Linked DNA regions of Homo sapiens: all the other regions are linked to region 1. The links are chromatin contacts, found by Hi-C or POLR2A ChIA-PET in ENCODE. All regions are on one chromosome and are shown on one strand. The core of a region is the stretch at or near the end of the contact, and the rest is flanking DNA. Distances in the headings are between cores, read along the strand shown. Region 1 overlaps WWOX (WW domain containing oxidoreductase). Region 2 overlaps WWOX (WW domain containing oxidoreductase). Region 3 overlaps WWOX (WW domain containing oxidoreductase).

What was found. A loop is a pair of places that touch in the nucleus more often than their neighbours do. ChIA-PET counts read pairs that join two places held with the same protein, here RNA polymerase II (POLR2A). Pooled maps may share reads with other maps.
Region 2: a loop to region 1 is called in a map of sigmoid colon, with 2.5 times the contacts of the local background. The contact joins two enhancer-like sites. A Hi-C loop is called at or near these places in 1 of 168 maps with a recorded cell type or tissue (sigmoid colon) and 6 of 50 pooled maps. POLR2A ChIA-PET finds 5 or more read pairs at or near these places in 1 of 52 experiments (OCI-LY7).
Region 3: a map of sigmoid colon shows a loop between it and region 1 (1.9-fold over the local background). The contact joins two enhancer-like sites. A Hi-C loop is called at or near these places in 1 of 168 maps with a recorded cell type or tissue (sigmoid colon), 4 of 37 single-sample maps with no recorded cell type and 9 of 50 pooled maps. POLR2A ChIA-PET finds 5 or more read pairs at or near these places in 3 of 52 experiments (activated CD4-positive, alpha-beta T cell, activated CD4-positive, alpha-beta memory T cell and activated CD8-positive, alpha-beta memory T cell).

What each region holds. Positions count from the first base shown.
Region 1 is chr16:79,069,921-79,073,236 of GRCh38, reverse strand. The region is part of intron 8 of WWOX (WW domain containing oxidoreductase); the gene reads right to left. Among named protein-coding and RNA genes, the nearest start is that of MAF, 530 kb to the left of the region's middle. Within about 2 kb of position 1,641, at least 2 of the 41 ENCODE cell types and tissues checked have a DNase peak (open chromatin) inside an H3K27ac peak, as active enhancers do.
Region 2 is chr16:79,161,740-79,165,227 of GRCh38, reverse strand. The region is part of intron 8 of WWOX (WW domain containing oxidoreductase); the gene reads right to left. Among named protein-coding and RNA genes, the nearest start is that of MAF, 440 kb to the left of the region's middle. Within about 2 kb of position 1,352, at least 4 of the 41 ENCODE cell types and tissues checked have a DNase peak (open chromatin) inside an H3K27ac peak, as active enhancers do.
Region 3 is chr16:78,955,645-78,958,976 of GRCh38, reverse strand. The region is part of intron 8 of WWOX (WW domain containing oxidoreductase); the gene reads right to left. Among named protein-coding and RNA genes, the nearest start is that of WWOX-AS2, 460 kb to the right of the region's middle. Within about 2 kb of position 1,461, at least 3 of the 41 ENCODE cell types and tissues checked have a DNase peak (open chromatin) inside an H3K27ac peak, as active enhancers do.

The DNA of each region.
Region 1 (3,316 bases), core at 392-2,891:
TTTCACTCCAGCCTGGGCAAAGAGAGAGTAAAACGGTGTCTCAGTAATAATAATAATAATAATAATAATAATAATAATAATAATAACGAATAACTACTATAATGTAAAAAAGCGATAGAAAGCTCTTTTATGTACCATAATGAGGATTTCTAGATAAAGGAAATGAATACACAGATTCTGCAACTCTCACTGAGGCTAGCACACGTCTAGATATGGGTGTGCTGATGAACAGCCACATGGAAGCACATTTCAACTAAAAACAGTGATGACGTTTGTCAATGACCCGGAGTCCAAATGGGGAAAACACTTCCACTTAGCTGAAAGTGGCAACTAAACTTCTCATCATCTCAGCCCAAATTCAGGCCAGAAAACAGCTACACACATTCTGGTTCTAAAGACATGCATTTGAAAATAAGAAATCAAAGACCAAGCATTTACTAAATACTAGGATTATGTTGTATGATAAATATACAGGCAAAGTTGAAGAATTGCTGGAAGATTTAAGAGAAAAGAAGAGGCTGTTGTGGCCCTGATGATGACGATGGTGATGGTGATGGTGATGATGAAGATGACAGCTAAAACAAGTACTGCTAACTTTGATCATTAATAATTATAGCTTCGATAATGATACTGAATATCTTGTAAAGCGCTTAATAAATAAAAACGTCAACTGCAGAAAAGCATGTCAAAATGAATACAGATTAATGAGATCTAGATGAATGGTGTAGCTTTTCTCTGTCCAGAAATAAACTCTTACCACATCTCCTCTCTGAATCTTCAAGTCTATGTTGCAAAGTAGCAACACCAAGGTGAACACTCATGAAATTCTGTCCATGTGGAGGTCTCATGCCTATGGGAGGCAGTGCAACTTTGCAGGAAATGTGACCCAGGACCTCTGCAGAGTTGAGAATGCATATGATAGGAATACTGTTTTCTGTTTTTGGGGGGTTGGGGGGACAGTCTCATTCTGTTACTCAGGCTAGATTGCAGTGGTATGATCATAGCTCACTGCAGCCTCAACCCCCTAGGCTCAAGCAATCCTCCCATCTCAGCTTCCTGAGTAGCTAGGACTACAGGCACACTCTACCATGCCTAACTAATTTATTTTTCTTTTTTTGTAGAGATGGAGTCTCACTGTTTTGGCCAAGCTGGTCTCAAACTCCTAGACTCAAGCAATCCTCCCGCCTCTGCCTTCCAAAGTGCTAGGATTACAGGCATGAGCCACCATGGCCGGCGTATAAGCATTTTTAAGCTAATACAAAAAAGAACGAGTAAACGAATGAATGAATGAACAAGTGAGCCAGCTCACACAAGGTTTGGCCACCCTACCACCCAATGAGACCATCTGGTGCACCAGACATGGAGTTGGTTGCAACACTGCTGACCATTGTCTCCAGAGAAGCAGAGCTCCCAACACACTTGTCCCTAGGCAGAATCTGGTTTAACTCCTACCTCTGAATCAGAGCCACTCATTTTTAGGCCAACAGATCAATTACTTGAAGCAATCAAGGGACCAACTTAAAAAGCTACGTTTACAACGTGAAGGGGAATGCGGGGCAGGAGGCCAAGAAAGACCCAAGAGTGGTTTAGCAAAACCAGCAGAGAGTAACTGACTACAAGCCTGAGCGTGTAATGGGACAGGAGGCTGGCAGAGAGCCAGTGAAGCCTTTCTTAGGACTCTAAAAACCTGAAACAGCTCTCCTAGACAAGGAGAGTTGAAGCAATAAAAACAGTTTTCAAACTAGAGAGAAAACAAAATGAAACTTGGTTTGGGTAATTGGTGAACTCTCTTGGGTAACAGGGCTCTAAGAGATGAGGGGGGAAGAAACGCACAACCCCTTCTGTATTTCACACCCTCTCAAATGGTTGAAAAGCTTTTCTGGCTTCCTTTAACAAGTACACCAACTTCAAAAGCTCAGAGTATGTTTTCTCCAAATTAAGACAAAAAAGTCATTGTCAGGTTGTCAAAAATGTATGTAGCAAGTAATAATAAATGCTCTTAGGAGAGGAGTACAATGTGAGACTCACCTGAACAACAAAGCCCCTTAACTGTGTTCATCAGAAGAAAGTGATCATACATTTGATTAAAAACTGCTAGCCTGGAAATGTACAGGCAGACTTCACAGTCTATGGAATAAATGGGAATCATAAAAAGAGAAGGTCAGTGCTTTGCAACCTTATATGCTGCCTCCATGCATTCACGTATGGGCTGCATCCCTCGAGAGTACACTCCCTACATTCTGAGTCCCAAAGTATGTGGGGGTAGGGAGGGACATAGTAAGAAACCACCTGCCCTGGAAGTGTATTGTCAAAATGTTCTGTGCTGAGTGACGATGCTACTTCAAAAAGTTTCTGTGGAGAATATAGTCAACACACCCACATTTCTCTTCCACTCCCTCACCAATATAGAATCACTAATCTAAAGAGATGAGAAAAACTTCATCTGTGTTCTTTGAAGAAACAAATCAAATGTTAAAAGAGGCCTTTCCATTGATTCATTTGAATTATCCACTTGAAGCTTGCACCACTGACTAAAGGAAGAAGCAAGCCAGCTCCTGGATTGTTGACATCTCTCGCATACCCTCTCACGCCCTGAACTTCTGTGCCTCTTCCTTCCTCCCTAGCAGCAGCCTACCTGCTGCACCAGTCCGAACCTGACTGCCCGTCTGCCTCACTCATTGCCAAGGAGCTTTGCTCATCTGTGTACAATCATGATAGAAGGCAGACGCTCCACCCTTCCAGACTATGAGAATTTTCCATCGGTGGTGAGTAAAAATCCTAGCAATCCATCAAGAAAAAGGGCATCTGGACTGATACGTCATTTCCAAAGACAGCCAGGAGACCATTTTGCTGGAGGACACTTTAAAAGCACAATTTACTTCTCAACAGTAATCTCAGCTTAGGGCCCTTCCCAGTTGGTTTCTGGAAAACACACACACACACACACACACACACACACACACACACATCAGAAACACATTCCTAAGAACAAACTGGAGCATGATGTTCTCTCAGACCAAGTGTGGGTTTCAACATTTACAAGTTTTATAAACATTAGGCACTGCAGCTGACCTGCATTGCCTTGGTATTAGGGAAATAGCTTAACTTTTCTCTTTCAAGTCAATTTGCCCAATCTTTGAATGATAAGTCTTGAGGAGGAACTATCAAACTATATTAGGAATATTCTGCATTTATTTTGGAATAGGAAATAAATTGTTTTTCACAGAAGATGTTTCAAAATAATTCTAAATGCTTGAATACTAATTGGTTGCCTTGAACATCCTTAAATATGTGACACAAAGGTTTGGGTAACTTT
Region 2 (3,488 bases), core at 103-2,602, 92 kb before region 1:
ATGAGGTCACTAGCATTGTAACTACTTCTACAAAAGTTCATGTCCAGGGAGATTTATCTAGTTTTTTTTTTTTTTTTCCTTCGTTTTAATCTGTGAAGACCTTCCATATCAAGTTTACCCTAGGAAAGAGATCTTACATGGAACGTAGGATAAGTGATACTTCAGAAACAACTATGGTCCTCCCAGAGACCCTCAAATAGAGGTTAAAAGTCTATACATAAGGGTGTGGAACATTTTACACTTACTGTTTATACATGAATTAGAGAGTTGTACTGGGTGAATAACAACAGGGTATCTTTATGCACACTTTGCCTCTTCTCTGTGGTGTGTGGGTTTGCCTGGTTTGTGTTTGTGTGTGTATTTGTAGGTTTTATGAGTCTCCGATTTCAGGGCTGGTGCTACATAAATGACAAAGGGCCCTGAATCCCTTGTCTCCTTGCCTCTGTCACTGAGTTTGCTGACCCTCTAGTGAAAAGGATCTGACCACCACATGCGAGTGGAATAAATTATCGCTGACACTCCAGTATTTAATTATGCAGCTGTCAGAGCGGCCCTTTCGAAATTCATTTTAATAAAGTGGGAACTTTCCCTTTCAAGGTTAGAGTGAGGGGAGTCACCTTTGGTGTCAGCCGGAGGTCTCCACCATGAGCTCTGCATTCTTGCTCTGGACGCCTGTCACTTGGCCTGATAGAAGGTCCTGATAACAGCGCTGATGCCTGGTGGCCTCCCCCCATCCCCCCATCCCTGCCTGAATGAACATCCTTCATTTAAACCCACAATAATGAGGACCTCAAAGTCAGAGAGGCGGGCACAAGGGCAGCCTGTCGGGGAAAAAATGGCTTCTTATTATAAAATTCACTCAATGTGGAAGTGGCAATCTAAAAGCAATCATGGCCATCTCCCCGTTTTAACTGGTTAACCAGCAACATTTCACATGGTGGAAGGAAAAAAACAAACTCTGAGCTAAGTGGCGTGGTAGTGGTGGGGCATCCAGACACTGGCAAGCCTCAATTGCTGTAGCTCCCAAACACGTCAAACAGACATGAAAGTATTGATTTATATTTTTCTATAAAATAAAAAGCAGTATTAAAGTTTTTGTAGCCTTGTTTCTGGGCCATAAAGTGGCACCGAGGAAAAGCTTTTATATGGCAAACTGAATGGGTGAACGCGATCACGCCTGCCTATTATGTATATGCCTAAAGTCTATGTTTAGCTTATACTTCTCACTGTTTATTTGCAAACCATGCCCACAGACACCCTGCAGAGGGAAAACCGTGGGCTGGGCTAGAAACGGCAGAAGCAACTCGACAGATACAGCCAGATCAGTTCCTTTTTTTTTTTTTCCAATTCTCTTCCTTACTGTTGCTTTCACTTTCTCTCTTTTCCCCCTCTGACCTTATTCTCTCTCTCTTTTTTTTTTTTTTTTTTTTTTGAGGTGGAGTTTTGCTCGTTGCCCAGGCCAGAGTGCAATGGCACGATCTCAGCTCACTGCAACCTCCGCCTCCCAGTTCCAGTGATTCTCCTGCCTCAGCCTCAAAAGTGGCTGGGATTACAGGCATGCACCACTATGCCAGGCTAATTTTGTATGTTTAGTAGAGATGGCGTTTCTCCATTTTGGGCAGGCTAGTCTTGAACTCCTGGCTTCAGGTGATCCACCCCCTTCGGCCTCCCAAAGTGCTGGGATTACAGGTGTGAGCCACCATGCCCGGCCTTTCTCTAACATCATGATGAATATGCATTGATTACTGACTGTGTGCAAGGCACTGTCCAAAGTTTTCTGTATGCTTATCTCTTATAGAGCTCAGAGTAACTTCATAAATTAGGCGCCTTAATGACGATTCCTACTTCTACTAAACTGAGGCTCAGGGAGACTAATGGGCTTCCTCAAGACCCCCCAGTTAGTACATAGCTCCACCACGCAGTTTTCAATGCTTGGATGTTTAACCACCCTGCTAATGTTTATTTCTTTTCTCTTTCTCTGGTCTCTTTCTCACTAAGCCTATTCCTCACTTTCTTCCCTCCTCCCAATCTCTCCCTCCTAGGTTTGTATACACAGTGTCTCCCCCAGCATATATAACAGCTCCAAGTAAACACACACAATGAGCCATCTCCTGCACACAAATGTCGCTTGTCAACAAACACTGGTTTGACAAAGAGGCCTCATCCTGTGTGTTTGGATAAATGCCTGAAAGAATACTTGCATGTGACTGTTGAAAGGCGCTTTCTCTAAACCATAAGCAATAACTAAATCTATCCATAAGGACTTTTTCTGGGGGACAACATTCTCTTCCCAGAGATGGGAAAGATGGTTGCTGAGATGAATTACAGAGCAACAGGAGGCAGAGAGCAACACCTTTGCTTTGGCTTAGAAGCTCTCTGGGAAGACATGGTTTGCAGAAGGTTGGGGAAGGACCTCCAGATCCACCTGAAGTCTCTACTGGCTCCCCCAGCACAGCTTCCAGGGCAGCAAATTTGCAGGATGCCCTTTTGTCTCAATTCTTGAGCCTCTGAATGGGGACTCAGGAAGGCGGTGAACACAGGACCTTGGCATGATCTGTTGAGAGCATAAGGATGAAAGCAGAAGACATGGTCCAAGGGCAAACTGTTTGCATCTCCCAAGGCCTGATCTTTATTGTCCTGTCCCTAAGGTCTCCGCCCCAAGGGTATCCCTGTGTCTTCAGGGCTAGAGGTAACTGAGGCCTTCCATGACTTTCTATGTTTACCATCAATGTTGCCTACTAGAGGAACACCAGTGGCATCAGGACAGCTGAGAGTCAGCATCCTACCTACGGAATCCAGAAGAAGCCCCTAACTTGAATCAGGCAACCAGGGACAAGAGAGAGTATTACAACCTGTGCACGTAACTCTGGTCTGCGTGGCCTTAACTCCAAACTTGCAAGGCAGGAAACTGTACTTTGAAGAAGTAAATTCCGCCTTAGAGCCCCAGAATCTGTCACAGAGGCAGACTTCCGTGATGACTTACTGAAAGAATGGCTGAACGAATGATACATACCAGCATCTCATCAACCCAAAGGCAAATATAAAAATATCTCTTGGGCCAAGAAAACACTTGTGCAAAACCAGGCACCCTTTACTCACAGGTAGGAACACTCAGTAAAAAATCAGGTAATGATTCAGGGGGTAGCCAGTGACCAATTCAATAACTACCCGTAACTTCAAGCTATCCAAGAAAAGGACAGATCTGGGAGACAGGTGTCCTGGTTCTGGTCCTGGCCACTGCCAATTTACTGAGACACTCTGTGTAGGTGGATTCCTATCTCCAGGCTTCTCTTGGCCTTTCCAAGGCCTGGGAGGGAAAATTAAAGCCTCATATTTCCCCTCAAAGAAACAAATCCAAGACAGTCCAGGGAGGTGACAGAAAAAGCATTTCTTAAAGTGAAAAAATCTCAACCACGTGAGGTGGCTCATGTCTGTAATCCCAGCACTTTGGCAGGCCAAGGCGGGTGGATTGCTTGAGGTCACGAGTT
Region 3 (3,332 bases), core at 212-2,711, 110 kb after region 1:
GCAAATAATTTACCTCAGATCTTGAACCCAGAACTCTTATTTTTTAGTCCAAATCTCTCCCCACTAAGCTATGCTCACCCTATGGAGTTGAATGCAACAAACATGTTTTTTTCTTTTGAATCAAAGGAAGAATTTTAAAATTACATAACCTTCCTTCCCCTGTGCCCACTACCCCAACCATGTCCTATTTTCAGATTAAACTATCCAAAGTGGCATTGACGACTTGGTATATTTCATCAAACTAATTGCATCCTGGTGATACCTGCACATACCATGTAATTTATATTTCAGTTGTCTGAGAATACCAAAAGAAAACCAGAGAAACCTTTGTTGTACCACACTTGGTAAAAGGATGGACTCGCATTTCTAGTGGGAGAGAGGGGCAGCACTGTTAAAAAACACTGTTCAGCTTACTTTGGAAACTGCAAGGCACCATAACTTCCCAAATTGGCAAAACTACCTGCTATGGATTGTAGTAAAGTGTGTTTTTAAATTATTTCAGAACCATAAAACCTCTCCATAGAGAGTACTTTGAAAGTGCAAATTAAATATAGAACATCCATGAACTCTATCCATTTTTACAGTAAGTATATATTTCCATGGGGGTTTGTACCATCTTTTTTGTCTAGTTACACTAGTTAATAATGCAGTGAATTTTCAGTAATAGAGTAAATGTTATTTTGATGACACTATTTGATTAAATTAAAGATGACATTAAAAGGACCATTTCAATAAAGAACCGAAATATTCAGAAGTAGCTGGAGCTGAGTGTTTAAGTCAGCTAGTCTGGCGGTCTTAAAAGGACCAAATGGAATTTCCTTCGCCGTGTGAATGATGAGCAAGTTAAGGAACAATAGGACCAAATAATATATCGGAGAATATGAAGGCTCAGATTCCAAGACCCAGGCAATGTTAGTTATTTGAGGCAGGCATACCACGCGCCAGAAAACAGCTCATGTGGCCTTGGGAAAATGTAGAAACGCATTAAATAAAACGAAAGTGAGAGGGCACTGAGATTTGCAGCAAATGTGCTGATGTGGTGACAGTGAATTGAGTTGTTGCACAAACAAAAGAAAGGGCGGATTAGTCATGTGTCCCCCCACGCCCAGCCTCTTCTCTGCAAATTCACAAAGGCACAAGTGGGCCAGCCGCACCAGCGCAGGGACAGCTTTGAGATTAAAACAGGACAAGAGAGTCCTAATTCTTTTGTTAAGGTCTCCGTTCCTATGGTGTTTGCCAAAGAAAAGTTCTTCTCCTAACGGAGAGGTTCACATACATAAATCAAACAACTGCTTGAAAATCCCTTGACTTAAGTTTTTAGAGATAGAATCTGTAGTTTTTAGAGATAGAATCTATCCGAAGAGACATACCTCAGTAACGTGACTGAGTTATGAATCACGGGTATTTCACCAGAAAGAAGACCCGAGATTAAAGGTGTGCAGCAGTAGACATTCTCAGTTCCCACAGAACACCTGTTCTGGTGTCTCAGCCCCAAACACAGGCGACATCCCTATGTCTACAATGAGCCACTGGCTGTTGACAAGTTCAGGCCTGAAGCATTCACATTTGTGGGTGTTTTTACAACTAAAGAGAGACAGGGGGAAAAGAACAATTCAGCTCAAGCTAATATAATTCTTTCTTGTGATCTCAAAACAGCATCATTAGATGCTAAGTTTTCTCAGATAATTATCTGGTCGTCACGCATGTCGGTATCTCAAAATAATTATTTCGTCACACAAAAGGACGGCGGTGTGGTTTGCTGGAAAAGTCGTGTGCCCTGCATTTCAGTAAATATTGCTTCTTTAAGGGCAGATACCTCAGATTGCAACACTCATGGTGTTTTCAACCTTCTGCATATAAAGTGGGAGCGTTTACTATCTTCCCAGTGCAAATCACTTAGACACAAAGGATGATATAGAAAGTCACATGAGGCAAGTCTATTAAATAAAGCATGTGAATAACACACGGAGTCCTCAAGCTGCCAGGAAATTTGTTCTCACCGAAGATACCCACGTACTGGGAGGGACTGCAACTACTCAGAAGTGACAGTAGCAAACTTTCTTTACAAAACATCCTATTTCCCAGAATTTTGAGTGGCTCAAGCCTACATGTTTGAGACACTCTCCTTCACAATTTCCAAAAGTGGGCACAGCATGCCTTCGTGACCTCCTGTTGCCCTCTTTGTTTCCCCTACAGGTCTGAGGCTGGGCTCAGCAGATCCCAAATTTCTTGTTTGTGGCACACTTTTGAAACTCAAAAACACAAAAGGAATTTTTGATGTGTGCACAAAGAGATTAAAAAGTGAAAACAGAGGTATTTTAGGGCAATGAAATTATTCGGTATGATATGATATGATATGACATGATATGATATGATACAATATATGATGTATGATAGATACATGTCATTCCATGTCTGTGAAAACCCACAGAATATATATCACCAACTGTGAACCTAATGAACCTATAGACTTTAGGTGATGATGATGTGTCATTGTAGATTAATCAATTAAAACAAATACAGGCCTAGAGTGGTGGCTCATGCCTGTAATCCCAGCACTTGGGGAGGCCGAGATGGGCGGATCACTTGAGGTCAGGAGTTAGAGACCAGCCTGGCCAACATGGTGAAACTCCGCCTTCACTAAAAATATATATTAAAAAAAAATGAGCTGGGTATGGTGGCATGTGCCTATAATCCCAGCTACTCAGGAGGCTGAGGCAGCAGAATTGCTTGAGCCCTCGAGGTCAAGGCTACAGTGAGCTGAGGTGGTGCCACTGCACTCCAGCCTGGGTGACAGAGCAAGACTCCATCTCAAAACAACAACAAACCCCCAAAACCTAAACAAATACATGGATCTAGTGGGGATGTAGATAGTGAGCCAGGGCTCTGCCGGAGGTATACGGGAACTCTCTGTACTTTCTGCTCAATTTTGGCTCCCCAACTAAAACAGTTCTAAAAAAAAAAGTTTTTTTTGTGTTTTTTTTTGTTTTTTGTTTTTTGTTTTTTTCTAAAGTGAAAAGAAGGCCAGAGGCCAGGCATGGTGGCTCATGCATGTAATCTCAGCACTTTGGGAGGCTGAGGGGGGATGGGAGATCGCTTGAGGCCAGGAATTAGAGACCAGCCTGGGAAACATAGTGAGACCTCATCTTTACAAAAAATAAATTAGCCAGAGGTGGTGATGTACAACCGTAGTCCCAGCTACTCGGGAGGCTGAGGCAGGAGAACTGCTTGAGTTTAGGAGGCTGAGGCTGCCATGATTGGGCCACTGCACTCCATCCAGCCTGGGCAATAGAGCAAGACCCTGTCTCAAAACAAAAAAAACAAAAATAAAT